Regions from separate parts of the Homo sapiens genome. Here region 1 is linked to region 2. The links are chromatin loops, found by intact Hi-C in ENCODE. Cell type or tissue: IMR-90. All regions are shown on one strand.

Region 1 (8,000 bases), 270 kb after region 2:
TAGATGCTCAACAAATATTTGTAGACTGCTTAGTTTACCATTCAGGAAATATACACATCACTTTTCCTATTGCAGGTCCTGGGCTAGATCTTGCTAAGGACAAGGACATCCTAATACCCAGGAGGGGAATTAGATCCAGCTTGGCATAATGCAAAGCGGAATTAATAAAGGTTTTAGCCAACACCCAAAGGGCAGAGCAGTGGAGATGGAAATAAGACTTACTTCATATTTCGCAGGAGCTCTCATTTCCTTTTTAGCGCCTGCGTTTTCAGAGCAAATGCCCTTCATAGGGGGGCGCAAAAGCAGGTGAGCCCAGAGAACAGAAGCGGCAGCAGGCTAGCGGAGAAGTGAGAAAACAGGGAAAACCGGGGGACTCCTGGGCCCGTCTGGTTTTGAAAAGAGGGCAAAATGCATTTAGTCACTTTTCTCCTCCGTCCCGCAAATCTCTCAGGATGTGAAATTGTCCGGGGAGGGGCGTGTTACATCACTGAGAGACAGAGGACCTGTCCTTGCTCCAAGAGGCACAGCTTAGGAAACCTAGGAATCCACCTCTGGCGCCTTCTAGAAAACCGCCCACTCCTGCTCCCTAAGAAAAGGAAACCCACGTGACTGGGCGAAAGGGGAGAGCCCGGCGACCTGGAGCCAGCGAGGCTGGGGGCCCGGCGAGGGCCGGGCTGGGCGCGGGGCTGCTTCAAGGAACTGCCGCGCGCTGCGAATCGGGGGCGCGGGCTGGCACTGGGCTCCGCCCGCGGGCCAGAGGCGGGGTAGGGGCGGGACAGGCGCGAGCCTCCGGCACTGGGAACTGGAGCCGAAGCCACCAAGTGCTGGCCCTCCGCCCCTCCCCGTACGGCACCGCCTCCCGCAGCCCGGGGAGGGGCCGGGGCGGAGCGAGCCCGGCCGAGCCGGGAGGAGCGGGCGCGGGCGCTGGCAGAGCGCGGCGCGGGGCCGGCGGCGAAGGTCCGGGGTGGAATCGACGTCGCTGCGGCTGCCGACGACCCACACCCGGCCGGCCGCCTCCGCAGACCCACCTTGGCCGCGCGGCAGGGGGCGCGCAGAGCCCCGAGGGAGCGAGTCCCCGCGCGTGGCAGCTCGGCGGCTTCTCCCTTCGGGAGGTCCGGCTCCCGGCTCTCCGGACCCGCCTGGCGTCCTCGCCTGCGGCGGGGCGGACGACAGCGGCGCCCAGGAATGGCTTCGGCGGGCAGCGGCATGGAGGAGGTGCGCGTGTCGGTGCTGACCCCCTTGAAGCTGGTCGGGCTGGTGTGCATCTTCCTGGCGCTGTGTCTGGACCTGGGGGCGGTGCTGAGCCCGGCCTGGGTCACAGCTGACCACCAGTACTACCTGTCGTTGTGGGAGTCCTGCCGGAAACCCGCCAGCTTGGACATCTGGCACTGCGAGTCCACGCTCAGCAGCGGTGAGGGCCTGGCGCGCCGCGACCCCTGCCTCCCGCCCCGGACTGCCCCGCGCCCCACTGCCAGGACAGTCACCGCCTGTCCCCACGTCCCCGCATCCTCTGCCCTGGCCCGTCCCACCCCGTCCAGGCCCTTCTCGGATCCTGGGGCTCCCGCCACCTCCCTGGCATCCACCCCTCTTCCCTCCCCATCCCTGGTCGCCAAACCTAAAGCGACAGCCCACGCCCTCTCCCTTCCCCGTGGCCATTCCTCCTGTTCTGGAGTAACACGTACGCTATTTTGGGTATTTGTTATCATTTGAGGCGAGAGCCATGTGGCTGTGTAAAAAAATGCGACGCCTTCCACACCCCCGTTAAAAAAGAAGCAGGCAAAAACGCCCCAACTCCACCGAGATGCTGCGGGGGTTCGCTGTTCGGTCTTCCCCACTCTTTTTCCTTCCTCTCTCGAGGACGAATTTGCCTAGTGTTCACATTTCTGCCGGTTCCACTCCACCTTATCTGCGTTTTCACCAATGTATTTCGGTTTGGATTTTATTTCCTTACGTTTTTGATGGATATGAAGAGTTGAGAGAGGGACAGGCTTGTTTTCCTTTCCTTTTTTGGTGACGCCGCCGTTGATTGTGAGTTGCCTTTCTTTCTCTGCCACTCTAAGTAACTCTTCTCTCCTCCAGACCTTTCTTTTCTCCATGAGCTACTCACAGATGCCTAGAAAGTTGTGCTTTATTCCGCCAGCGCTGAAAGCTGCAAATGGATAAGATGGGGGTGGGGAGTGGAGAATAAGGTAGCTACTGAGGCTACCAGTCCCAGGGGGCTTTACTGCTTTCCGCCCTCCCTGACCCTCCAGTTGCCTTCCCCGGCGCCCCAGTTATGCCCTTAGCAAAAATCAGTCAACTTATGATTTCTCGCTACAAACCCCTTCCTTTCTAATTTTGATTCTTCAACTGCTGGTGTCAGCGAAGAGAAAGGGAAATAAAGAGAGAGGACCTGCCGGCGATTTTCTTTCTTTCTCTCTCTTTCTCTCTCTCTCTCTCACACACACATACACAGACTCACACACACACACATAGACACCTGAGAAACTCATTACATTCCTTCCAGTTTCATGTCTTCTCTGGGACTATTTATAAAGCTTTCCTGGAAACGTTTCAAGTTGTAACAAAGTTGAAATAGCACAAAAAGCCACAAAAATCTGATTTTCTTTTGTCTTTGGTTTCCTGTTATAACACAGGAAAATTTGACCAAGTTTCTTCTGTAAATTTAATTTTGTGTTTAAAAAAGGCTTTTTCTTTGATACTACCTCAAAATTCCCATTGAAGGGTTTCCTCTTTGTTGGTTAATTCACTGTGGAGGGAACTGGTTGGCAGCAGGAGGTCAACATTTAGGTCCTTCAATTCTTTCAGGGTTGGCAGTTTACAACTAAAGATAAAATAAATCGGCAGAATTTCTTTCTTCGGTAACCAGGGGATCCAAATAAACTTTGGCGAAAATATCTCCTTTCCCCTCTTCAATAATAAAATTTATGTAGGAATGACAGCTACTGCACGACTCCTTGGCAACGTGAATGTTTTGCCCCTTTCTCTCTGTCTCCTGAAATAATAGACCCCTGATTGCATAAAGACTTTTCAGATAGGTTAGAGAAACCAGTTTCAACTCACATTTGCTTTTCAAGCCAGTACCCTTTTTTCTTGGCCAGGAATGTAGGGAATGGGGAGAAGCCAGCTCGAGTTTGCAGAGCAACATACAGTGTTTGCTAACCTTTTCTTAATTGCCTCCATACCCATTTATCTCAGCTTTTTTCCTCTCTAGTCAAGGAAATATGGAGACGCAAGCCTAATGCAAATATAGCGGTAATAGCACTCTGCAAAGTAAAAATCAAAGGCAGGCCCAGTTTGGGATTTTTCCCTGTTTATTCTACCCCCTTGCTGAAAGTCATAGCCCAGCGTATATTTCTATTTGGATTTCTGAAAATCAGCTTTCATCTTATCTTGCCTTAAAAAAATAGTTTTCAGCCCAGATAAAGTAGAATTCATAAGCAAATGGGTAAAAAGTAGAGATGATTTTGTTAGAGGTTTTCTGGAACAAGTTCTTGACTTTGTGTATATATAATAGCAGTTCATTTTTTGCTCTCCACGGTGATGGTGGGACACAGGGCGGGGGTGGAGGAAAGGAAACAAGATATGGAAAATTGCTCTGTGTCCCCACTTTACAAAATGTACTTTCTTATGTTATGTGAATTTGAAGCTTCTGTCCGCCAGTGTTTTGAAAGGAAGGGGAATGCCCGAATCAAAACCAGCAGTGCTTTTCTTGTCTGTTCCAAAGGGCAAGCAGCTTTTTTCGTCTGTTTGCTGTGTGGAGTAGCAGAAAACAGGGAGGGAAATGTCTTCTCTGAAGATTTTGAGAGATCCACATCTTTGTCTTTCAAAATAAATTACCTTGGGAGGAACCACCAAGGACACTTTTACTGAAGGCCCTTCACCAGGATCTTTAAGGCTTAATTAAAAATGTTTGTCTTAATTAGAATTAAAACTGCTGTGAAGAGGCAGGCCTGTATTTACTGAAGGAGCATTTCAGGAATGTTTCTACTCACAATAGTATGCCCTACTTAGACCCAGTTTCTACTGAAACTTTCCCCTAAGCCATTATTTTTAAACTTGCATTTTAATTTTGGTACCAAATGTGCATCATTTGCTGTTTATAACCTGTTTTATGATTTTAAGCAAAAGTAGAACCATGCCTCTTGTGTTCTGGTGTATTGAAGGTTGCGTCAGCTCTTCTAGTACGAACCACTAATCCGGTTGTCAGTCAGCCGTAATGCTTTTCTCTGGTGTTCCAATTCAATGTATGGAGGACAGTTGAGGCACTCATCTTAAGTTCTAAGTGTTCCAGAAAGACATATGAGAAAGCGGCTAATTGACTGTGATTAATGGTGGAAAGAGAAAAAAAAAATAAAGTGTGCTTGTTAGGAAGTTTAGAATACGCAGTACTCACATGGCTGCCGGCCACAGAATTCTTTCTAAGGGTAGTTTTCCCCAGTACTGTTTTGGGGAACCTTTTAATAAACCTTAAATCTTACACAAATTATAGTAATATTTTAGACTTCTGCTTAGTCACATTTAGTTTGCTAACTTTATTTCTAGGATATAGTTGCTAGGATTTCACAGCAATTACAAGAATCCTTAGTGTAAATAGGATTGGCACAAGTGTATACAGAATGCTGATGCCCTAAATTTGATATCAAATGTGCTCTATAACCTCTAAGGAGACTTTACATTTCTTCTTTAAAATGTATAAATACATAGCTATTTCATGTAAAGCAGATTGCTTTTTGGTGTCTGTGTAATTTGTTGACTAAGGAGAAAGCAAGGACATACAGATGGCCAAATGAACACTTTTACTAACAGTAATTTAGGGATATAACAAATTCATTTTTCCTTTTTTTATCCCAAAATACTTGATCAAATAGTACCTTTTTTCAAGGGATATTGTTAACATCATTCACATACTATCCTAAAAATAGCTGCATTTGTAACGTGAGTCATTGGTAGTTTTGAAATGGCAGTATACCATATGCTAATAACAGGTGAATATTATCATTTCTAATTGACAAGAAATTCTTTTTAGAGTGCTTTATATGTAGATCTTTTTTTAACTTTAGTATAAAAAGCTACTTTAAAAGGAATTTATAAGAAAGCCTATCTTAGGTGTTAAAGATAAATGGAACTGCCTAACCACCTGCACGTCTTAGCAAATCTGAGATATAGTGATTCTGAGTTCAAACATGTTTCATCTGTTCATATTTTGCATTTATTCCTTAATTCGAAAACACAGTTTCATTAGGAAACCTCACAATGTGATTTGCTCCGGGGAAGGTTCAGCTTGTTGCTTGAAATGTGTTGATATTGATGCATTTTTACAAATAGCTCCGCAAGCCTGGAAGTCACTATTGTTATACCCACTTCTGGCTTCCTTGAAAAGAACATAAGAAGAATAAATGCAGTTTTGTTTAACCTAGACATCATAGACGGGTGGACAGTTAAGAGTACCAGAGAGCACCAAAACTTTCTCCACTGATAAGCCAGAGAAAACCAAGTATAACTTATTTCAAGATCTTCCTGATGACTTTCTCTTAATGTCTTTTAGATTTTCAGGTTCCTTAGATTTACTTTTACAAAGGACATTTTAATGTGTGAACAGATATAATTTCTCTTTTGCTCACATTCATAGAAGGATTATAATTCCCAGGGAGCCACTTAGATCAGTCTTGGCAGCTAAGGGATTTGATGGGTGTGGGAAAAGCCTGGCCTTTCGTAAAACATTTCAAAACAAAACAAAAACAAACAAAAGAATATCTCAAGCAATAGATTTTACTTGCTGTCGGGAATACATTTCAAGAAATTTCCTGCAAGTTTTTGTTTAATAGTAAGACCACTTGCAGAGACCATAGATATAGTCAGTGCTACTAGACATGCTAGTGAAAGGAATATAGATGCTTCAAAATGTGTCTCTGGAATACCTAACCTAAATACCACAGCAGGGAGCTCTCTGAACCACTTCTGGTTCTGAGGGCTACCCCAAAATAACTAACCGAATAAATAAATAAATACCACAACAAACTTCCATGTGAGCTATGCTAAATTGTAATGTAATTCTGTATCAGAGTAGAGTAGTATGTTGGAGAATAAATGAGACATTGGATTCTAACTGACCTGAACTTGGCCACTTACCAATCATGTGACCTCATACAACTTAATGTCCTCAAATGGTTTATCATAAAGATTAAATATATGAAAGTGCCTGTTTGTTAGTGTTATGTTTCTTCCTGGTTACGTATTCAGAAAATCCCAGTGATACTTTTTTCAATAATTGAAGATTTTTCCCCTTTAAGTAGTAAAATCTCTGCATTGCATAATGAATTGCATAATGAAGTACTTTGTCAATTTCAAATTTAAATTTTGATATGCATTACCTAACATTTAACAATGCTCTTGGTAGATCATGATCACAAAACTATTATCCTTTTATTCAGTCCTATTACAAGCCAGACACCTCAGTTATTCCCAATGTCACAATAAACTTGCAAGGTAGCTAAAGTTATCCCTATATATTATTGAGGAAACTTTGGATTTTTGTTAAGATTACCAAGGTCTCAATTAACTAGTGGTAAAGATGGATTCTTACCAAGAGTATTCCAGTTGCTAATGCTGGGAAACTAACCACAACAAAAGTTAGTCGTGTAAAATAACCATTTTATTATACTCATGAATTCTGTGGGTCAGGAATTCAGATAGGACATAATGAGGATGGATGTCTGGAGCCCTTGTGGAAGATAACTTGAATGGCTAGGAACCAGAACGTCTGGAACTGTAGGGTCATTTTCCAAATGATTTCGCTCACAGGTTTGGCACCTTGGTGGGGAAGGCTGTGAGATACTGGGCAAAGCTGTGACTCTCCCTGGAATGCCTACAGGTGGCCTTTCTAGCATTGTGGTCTTAGGATATTGGAATTCTTACAAATTGAGTGGGTCCCGCAGGACAAGAGTCATAAGAGCCAGAATCTCTCTGAACTAGGCTGAGAAATCACACATGTCTTCTACCACATTCAGTTGGTTACAAAGGAGCCATATGGCCAGCTTGGATTTAAGGGAAGGAGAATTGAATACCACCTTTTGATGGAGCAGTGGCAAGTTCACATTGTAGAAGAGAATGTGGGATAGGAGTTGCTGTTGGGCCGTGTTTGGAGCACACAGTCTGACACTGAGTCTAACTGCAAATCTGCATTCTTTATTGCCTTTGAAGAACAACAACAACAACAACAAACGGCCAACCAGTTTGTCTTTGCTTTGTAGCTTCTGTACTTAAGAACTTTGAATTGATTATATAAATAATGTCTGACTGGGACAAAACCTTCCCTCAGCCAGCATATGGCTTTAATGACTGGTTACTTGTACTTTGGATATGAGATGGAATGAACTCGAGAACCTAACTTTTCCACAAACAGAGAGATACATGTAAAACCTTCCAAAATCTTTGGTTTAGTCTCAAACAACCAAGGCTCAAACTGATTATGAATCTGGAATGTAATTTGCTACTTTATGTTGTATGATAAAATTTTATTCTTTTTTTAGAAAGTTATGAATGCATCTGATGATACGCTTGCTACATGAACACTAAAACATTAAAATTCCAGACAGGAGCCAAGTTTTATAGTGCTAGAGAAGTGTTGGAGTTAGAGTTATTTTTTGTTTGTTTCCTTTTCCTTTGTTTTAATAACATAGCTCTTCTCTTAACTACTGCCCATGTATTGAATCTCAGAGTTGTAACGTGTTTAATAAAATAGACAAGATTTTTAACATAATCCAGTCTAATCAAATTTATTACATGATTAAGGAAAATGAAGAAGGATACAATGTTAAACACTCAATAGAGAGGGTACATTTTGCCATAGTATTTTTGGAGGGTTGGTTTTTAAAATGTTCTGTAATATTGTAGATAACTGTCACTTGGTGTTTGAAGTATTGTTGAATGATGTCATGTATGGAAGCTTGGATGAAGAGGTGAAGGACTGCATGTGAAATAGCTGCCCACTTTTTGTA
Region 2 (8,000 bases):
AATTCACATTTTAAGCCATATCCAGCAAGAAGAATGTCCGTATTCAGCATAATATACGAGCTAGAAAAACAGTTATATTGACTTTGATAGTAATTCTGTGGTTGATGCTTAAAATATTTTCATCAGTAACTCTGTGAAGACACAGCTTGAGATCAGGCAAGTTTGTGAACTTGACTCATGTGAAGGTTATAATTAAAAATACAATTGGGAAGGGTTAGCAAGATGTTAAAATGTCTTATAGACAGTTTGACAAAGCCATGGTCAGAAAAAATCCTTAAAGATCAGAGGTGGGAGTAATAAAACCTAAAGAGGAGATAGTAAAATAATTTTTAGGAAGATTAATTCTAGTTTACTGTATATTTCTACCTCAAGTAATTTAATCTGAAGATTATTTTCTTCTATGTACAAAATGACATATACAAGAATGTTTATTATCACATTGTTTTTAACAGTGGAAGATTGAGGGCAGCCAAAATATCCATCAGTAGAAGAGATAAAAGATGTCCAAATCCAAATTAAAGACATTAATATGCATTAGGTGGATCTGTACATACTGACATGGAAAAATGAGTGAGATATGTTGCACGAAAAAATTGCAGAACATTTTGGATTTGTATAGAAAGGTTTGGAGGCTTTTTCAGCAAGCTATTTGTAATAATCTGGAAGGTGAAGTCACCAGGGAGTTCCACTATCTACATTTATGAACACAGGTGCAGAAAAACTAAGCAATATATTTAAAAAATCAAATCCATATTGTTTAGTTTTTCAGCATCTGTGTTCATGAGTGAGTTTGGGAGGTAATTATCATTTCATAGTGTCCCTGTCAGATTTTGACATTGGGTTATGTTGGCTTTGTAGAACTTTGGAAATCTTGCTCACTTTCTGGTGGAATTTATATAATATTGGTGTCATTTAATTTGTTCCTTATTTATTTGGAAAGAAATTACTGGTGAAGCCAATTGAACTCAGAATTTGCTTTGAGAGTAGGTTTTGAATTACAGACACATTTATTAGATATAGAAACAATTGACTTTCCCTTTATTCTTATTCATTTTTGTTAAATTATGTCAATTAAGTTATTATCATAATATTGCTTATATCTTTCTATAATCACTTAATATCAATAAAATCTGTAGTAATATCTTCTTTTTAATCTTTATACTTATTATTTGTGCCTCCTCTCTTTGATTAATTTTTTTTGTTTTTTGTTTTTTGAGACGGAGTCTCACTCTGTCGCCAGGCTGAAGTGCAGTGGCGTGATTTCAGCTCACTGCAATCTCCGCCTCTCGGTTTCAAGCGATTCTCCATCCTCAGTCTCCTGAGTAGCTGGGACTAAAGGTGTGCACCACCACGCCCAGCTAATTTTTGTATTTTTAGTAGAGACAGGGTTTTACCATGTTGGCCAGGATGGTCTTGATCTCTTGACCTCATGATCCGCCCACATCGGCCTCCCAAAGTGCTGGGATTCCAGGTGTGAGCCACCACGCTGGGCCTAATGTTGTTTTTAAAAGAACCAACTTTGGTTTTGTTGATTTCATTTTATAATTGTTTCTTATTTATCGGATTTCTGCATGTATCATTATTTTTTCTTCTAATTCTTTGGGTTAATTTCCTGTCCTCATCTAAATATATAGATTGTTAATTTTCAGTCTTATTTTCTAATATTTATACTTGAGTCTATGAATTTTTATTTATTAATGTCTTTAGTTGCATGCCACATATTTTTATATGCCAACTATGTTACCATTTATTTCACAGCAACTTAAAATATCCATTGTCATTCTTGTTTGATACAATTTAGTTATAACTATACAGTTTAATATCAAATATTAAGGAATTTTTCTGTTTATCTTTTTGATACTGATTTTTTATTTAATTCTACTCTCTGCAATAAACATCATCCCTTTAAATTGTGTCAAAGCTTGTTTCATGGTCTGTAATATGGTTAATATTGATAACTTTCCAAGTACACTAGAAAAGAGTATATATTGTAACTACGGAACAGTGTTGTATATGTCAACTAGGTCAAGTTCATGAATGTTGTTCTTCAATCCCAAAGAAACTCCAGCAAGTTTTGTTTATTTATTCATAAAAATTTGACTCTAAAGGGAGAGAAACAGAAAAGATTTGGTCAATCTCAATGTATTTTATTACCCACAGGACCTTGGCCTCACAAGTTCTCACTTCTTTTATTGCTTTCTGATGCTTTTACATAGCTGTTCTTTTCTATTTTGCTTAGCTTTTATAGCTATGCTCAATGGTAGAGTTGTTTTGAAATAAGTTACTCTGTCAAAAATGAAAATGGAACTCTCCCATCACCACATTTTCCCTGTTGACATTACTATTCCAAGTAGAATGAGTACATTTTCTTAAAATATCACACAAATAATCTATTTCTGGGGTGAAAATATTTTTTCATGTTGCTCGAATTTATTATATAGTTATTTAAACAGTGTGTTTCTAGAAAACAGAATGGATAACAGAATATAAATCAAAACTCTTTCAAAAGTGTATCAATTATATGTAGGAAATGGCAGCATTTATCTAAAATCATCATGCTTCATAAGAGCTTGCCCAACTGTAGATAGAGTAAATCACTTTTCTTTTGGAGACACGTTGCTCAGATCTGAGCCAAAGTTAAGCAAACTTCAGAGAACATAGAAATCTACCCATACCTGTAGCAAAAGGTTTTCTGCCTTAAGCCAAATTGATAAATGTATGTTGCACATGTATATGGTGATTGATTGTAAATTTCTGTGTTTGTATTAACATGCCTGTGTAACATGACTATGGGTATATATATTTATGTTCATATAATTTCTTTAACGGGTATATATGGCTGGCTTATCTTTAAATATCTAGGAAGAGTTATGTATATTTGTGGCTAGGCATGCGGGATGCTAGGCCTATGAGTACATGAGTGTACACCTGGCATGGCCCAACATGTGTCTGAAAGCTGCTGTGTCCAAATGGAGGGGTTCAGGGACCTGGAGAGAAGGTATCCCAGGGTAGGGATACGGAACAAAGAAGGTAGTCACTTGATAGTGTAAATACTGGACCTTAGTATGTTTTTGGCACTTTATGCCCAATACACTGACCTTTCACCTGATCCCTTATGTTTATTATTTATATCCTTTCTCCTAAAAGGTCTTCTGCTAAAGTACACTGAAAACAATCCAATTTCTGTGGGCTAAGAAACTCCGAATGAGGCCTTGATTCCTGCTAAATTTCTAAACGCCTGTCTTTTTTCTACCCCTAGATGTGGAGCTCCATCTTTTGTTTTCAGCAAAAAGCTTTCCATGAACCACAATGCTTGCACCTATCTGGCCGTAAGTGTGGCCCCTTCCCATATGCTCTTGCTGCATTTATGAATTACATCAGGTTGAATACACTAGGGAATTTTATGATACTTTGAATACTAGTTTCAGCAACCACACTACATATTTCCTTCTTATTCACCTTCCAACCATCACAGTCTCAAAATAGCTTCCTAATATTACAGACCCAGAGGAGCTTGTAGTTCAGTACATCTACACAAGGCATAATAGGAATGCTCATTCACAAAACTCATTATGAAAGCGTCCATAATGCAATGCTCATTCACGATTTCTAGGGCCAGCAAAACACTTCCATATACTAAGACTAAATACAATAACAGGTTGGATAAATTGAACTATATGAGAGTAGAAAAGGTAGGAGATGATTTTAAATACTTACTATAATAATTAATTCTACATTTACTGCCCAACTTAATTGATATTACAGAAGAAATTCAAAAGGACATTCGAATATTCTCTCTAGAATTCGAATGAAAAAGAAACATTATTATAATTTTCTAAAAGTTGGAGAATCCCAGGAAACAATTTATAGCAGGAGATTCTGAAAGTGCCCAAATCTTGTATGGAATAAATACGATTACAAAGGAGACATTGTGGGTTCATCGAAAACAAGTCACACTGAAATAACTTTATGTCCTTTTTATGGAGTATCAGTACATTAGTATTCTAAGTGAAAGTTGTTGGCATTATTTCTTGATTGCAATAAGACATATGAGATGTACCTAACAGAATCATTTGGAGAAAATGTAGACATGAGCTAAGAATAATTAGGTAGATTTACAGCTGGTTAAATCTCCATATCCAAAGAGTATTTTTAACCAATCAGAGTTAACCTGAATCAGCTATCTTGGCAAGTAGCTATAGATCCTATTGAATTGGCAGCCTTTAGGGGGGAGTCTTGTTGCTTCCAACCTTCCCTCTGGTTCCACCTTGTGGCTACTTTTCCACTGATCATTTGCCATAGCACTTATCTTGCTTTGTGCGTATGTTGAACATCAGTTATTTAACAGAGTTGTGATTATATAACTTGGTGTGGTGCTGCTGAGCTACTTCCTGGTGCATCTGAGAATGAAAATGAATAGAACAAGTCTGTCTTCAGGACATGGATCATGGTCCAGGTCTGTAGGTATAAGTGTTAAATGAGTCCACTAAAGAGAATCAGAATAGGGAATCACTATGTTACATGCCACGCAGTTCCCATAAAATATTATTGTTTCTTCTCTGAGGCATAGCTTTTCCTGGATCACGCATTTGTTCTTATTCCCCTGATATTATTGTCCTCTTCTTTTTTCTTTTATTGCCTGCAGATTTACCTCTGTTGTTATACAGTAACACTAGCACAAATATTAGACACACTGTGTTAGTTCAGAGTTTTGTGGATTCTAAGCACATATTTATTTTATTTAAATAGACAGGCAGGTTGGGAATATCTCCTGGAAGCTGATGACACTAAGGCTCAGGAACGTGAGGAGTACTAATAAAGCTGTCACAGCTGGGGCTTTTTTGTGAAGTTTGAGCTCCAGATCAGTCTTTTTGAAGAATTATCTAGTTTGCTACCTCCTTCATTATACTGCTGAGCAGAAAATTCTCACTGTCTCCAGAAATCTAAAAGCAGAGAACACCTTGCATGCTTTCACCCTCTTGTCTAGCCATGATTCCAACACATGAATTTTCGCCAGCCTAGTCATGAGAACAAACGTGACTCATACCTCATGGGTCATCAGAACAAATTTCTCAAAGCACAGACACACTGGGTCTCAATTTGAACTGGAATACAGTGTCTTTTCCCCCAGAAGCTTCTCTAGTAACCACAGCAAAAACAATCTGAACCCCAACAATATGTACTGGATGGAGGTCGACCACATAAAGTGATCTTTGCACTTTTACTTGGCAACATCCTTTTTTTTTTTTTAACCTGCTAACAGCACCGTGCCATAGTCTATCAGGAATGAAGAAAATTTCCAGTGATCCTCCAATACACAATTATCAGCAGTTTTCATCATGACCGTCATCATAAAGAATATTTACTGAACAATAACCACAGCCTGTAACTATGTACCATGTACAATGTTAAGTGCTATACACTCATGATCTCAGTTAACCCTACACAACCCTGAGAGGCAGGAATTAACAACATTTAGTCTGTGAATAAACTGAAACCTAAGGAGGCTGCGAGCCCGACATCGCAGAAATAGTCAATTGTAGAGCTGGGATTTGAAACTGTGTCTGTCTCATGCATATAGCACCCAACACAACACTACTCATAGATCCCGACTCATGCAGCAGCAGCAACAATAAAATGTACTCTTCCTCGTATTTCTTCCCTCCACTCCTGTTGTGTAACAGATTTAAGCTGGATATGAATTATTGAACCAAATGATCTCTTTGTCTTAAAAACTTTTAGATTCTACAAACCAAATCTGCAGACTTTCCCCGTACCAGCCCAGAAAGTAGCAGAAATTAGGTATAAAGAGTAAGTCAGACCCCACACTTCCAGTGATGAGAAACATTCCAGAGCTGCAACAGAGAGGGTCTTGCTTTTATTTTGAAAGAAACTTTATGCCACACAATAAACAATGGAAACATCCCATGATAGTATTTGCCAACATGGCTCAGCACACTTTAGCAGAGAATAAACAAACACTGGACATGACGAAAGGAAATTGGGAAGAGGTCAAGTGCTATGCTCTCCCTGTACATTGATTCACTGCTCCAGGCTTTGGATGATTTGCTGTAAATTCATTTTTTCACACCATGGTTTCCTGAGGTTTGGATTGTGTGCTAGCTGTGTGGCTTGTAATTTAAGGACCATTCAGTCATTAAGTTCTTTTGAAAAAAATGCCTTCTTATGAAGCAAACAAATATAGAGCTAATAATATTAAAATAAAAAGAATTGAATAATATCTTATTTAATAGATTGTATTATAATAGATAATGCCCAATAGAAGCATGTGGGATAGTGGATTTCTCTAATGTTACATGAATATGTGCAGGTACTACATGCAAATCAGAAAATCCTGAAAATATGACAAATAATGGCACTCACAATCTTGATCATTGTACATTTTGACACCCAAGGCTTTAATGAGGCAACAGTGAAGTCATCATTTGATGAATGCTGAAGGTTTTTAGATTTCCTCGAGGTTATAGAAACAAAATTTGGATGGCTATTTCTATGTTAAGTGACAGTGCAAAAATACCTCAGGCCTCTGACTAGTTTTGTTGCTCTCCAATGCTTGTTTCACAAAAATTGCTGATGACATGGCATTAACAAGTTTTATTTTTGCTGTCAGTTATTTTATTTGCCTATCCAGATGCAATTATAAACTAAAAAGACAAAATTATGCACTATATATCATGTCAAAAATAACCATTACTTTTCCTAAAATATTACTGAAGTAATTCTCAAATAATTCTTTATTGGTTCTTTTGAATTTTAATAAGTGAAGTAAATCTTACTGACTAAAATTCAGGGTACGTAATAACTAATTGATAAGCACTTAAATTAGTGGCTGGAAGGTAAGTAAAATTATTATTTCCAAAGTGGATCCACAGTTCATTAACCGCAATTGTCATTTTCTACTATGTGATGGAAGAAAGTCACTTTACTTAAGATTAAATTAACATCTGATGTTACACAAATGTTCCATCAACTTTCTTAATGGCTTATTTCAAAAATCATGTATTAGAGAAACCAGAAAAAGTTATATCTTTCAGTTTAAACTCAATGTACAGAATCAATGTGTCCCTCTCTTCACTTCCAACAATGTAATGAATTTTAATAGCCACTTCTATCTACCCTGTTGCCAGGTCAGGCAGCAGCATTATTCCATGTTTGTCAATTAAGACGTAACACTAAATGGAGATTATATGTCTAAACATGCTCCAACTAGTGACAGACCTTTGATCTAGAACTCTGAGTCATGGGCCACTATTTCCTCTGATGAAAACTAGGCTGTTCTATTTTCAGCTCCAGGTGATAAGATACTGCTTGTCCTGTTACCTCAAGCCAAAGATTTGACACAATGTAGCAGCAAGGTGCTTATGACACTAAATGTTTCCTCATGAGCCATATGGAGATAAAAACATTTTTTCTCCCTGTGCACAGGGTCTACATAGTCTTCAGAGATATTGACACCCTTGATTTAATCAGATGGTTAAAGAGAGTTATAATGGAATCAGATACAGAAGAGTCTTGGGCTCCAGTTTATCTAACACTTAGTTTCTATATAAGCTCCTAAAGAGGAAGTACTCTTGCCATATTTGTCTTTCCTATCTCCTGGTGCAGGTCAGACTCAGGCAGGCATTTAGTATATTATTGCTGACTTGTTTCACTGTCTTGACTCCTGGACAGCCTGGTGCCTCAAAATAGAAGATATCTGAGGTCATGACTGCTATATATGCTGAGACTGCCTTCTAGTTGCCGGATATAATCAGAAATGATACGGATAATGAAGGTAGAGATGTATGTGTGTGCTTTTGTGTGTGTGTGTGTGTGTGTGTGTGTGTGTGTGAGAGAGAGAGAGAGAGAGAAAGAGAGAGACAGAGACAGAGATACCGTTCCCATCTGTGTTTTAGGAGTGCATGCCAATTTCAAAACTGTATGAAAAGCAAGTCTAAAAGCATTTTATTTATTCCATTTATTAATTAAATTCCCCTCAT

The links. Hi-C counts contacts between places; a loop is a spot of excess contacts. Peaks named below come from ENCODE experiments on the same cell type or tissue, not always from the same donor. Only the 100,000 strongest peaks of a DNase experiment are listed, where the experiment ranks them.
Region 1: it touches region 2 in a loop (6-fold over the local background); 4 of 110 quality-filtered maps call a loop at or near these places.

The regions. Positions count from the first base shown.
Region 1 is chrX:34,650,215-34,658,214 of GRCh38, reverse strand. TMEM47 (transmembrane protein 47) reads left to right here and starts at 930. Exons shown (of 3, transcript NM_031442.4): 1 at 930-1,411. The coding sequence starts at 1,186. In IMR-90, no CTCF peak of the experiment used is centred here; DNase peaks (open chromatin) are centred at 554 and 834; H3K4me3 peaks cover 4,907 bases; H3K27ac peaks cover 2,793 bases.
Region 2 is chrX:34,915,320-34,923,319 of GRCh38, reverse strand. No RefSeq gene overlaps it. Among named protein-coding and RNA genes, the nearest start is that of FAM47B, 23 kb to the left of the region's middle. In IMR-90, a CTCF peak has its summit at 4,264 (motif pointing left); DNase peaks (open chromatin) are centred at 4,249 and 5,019.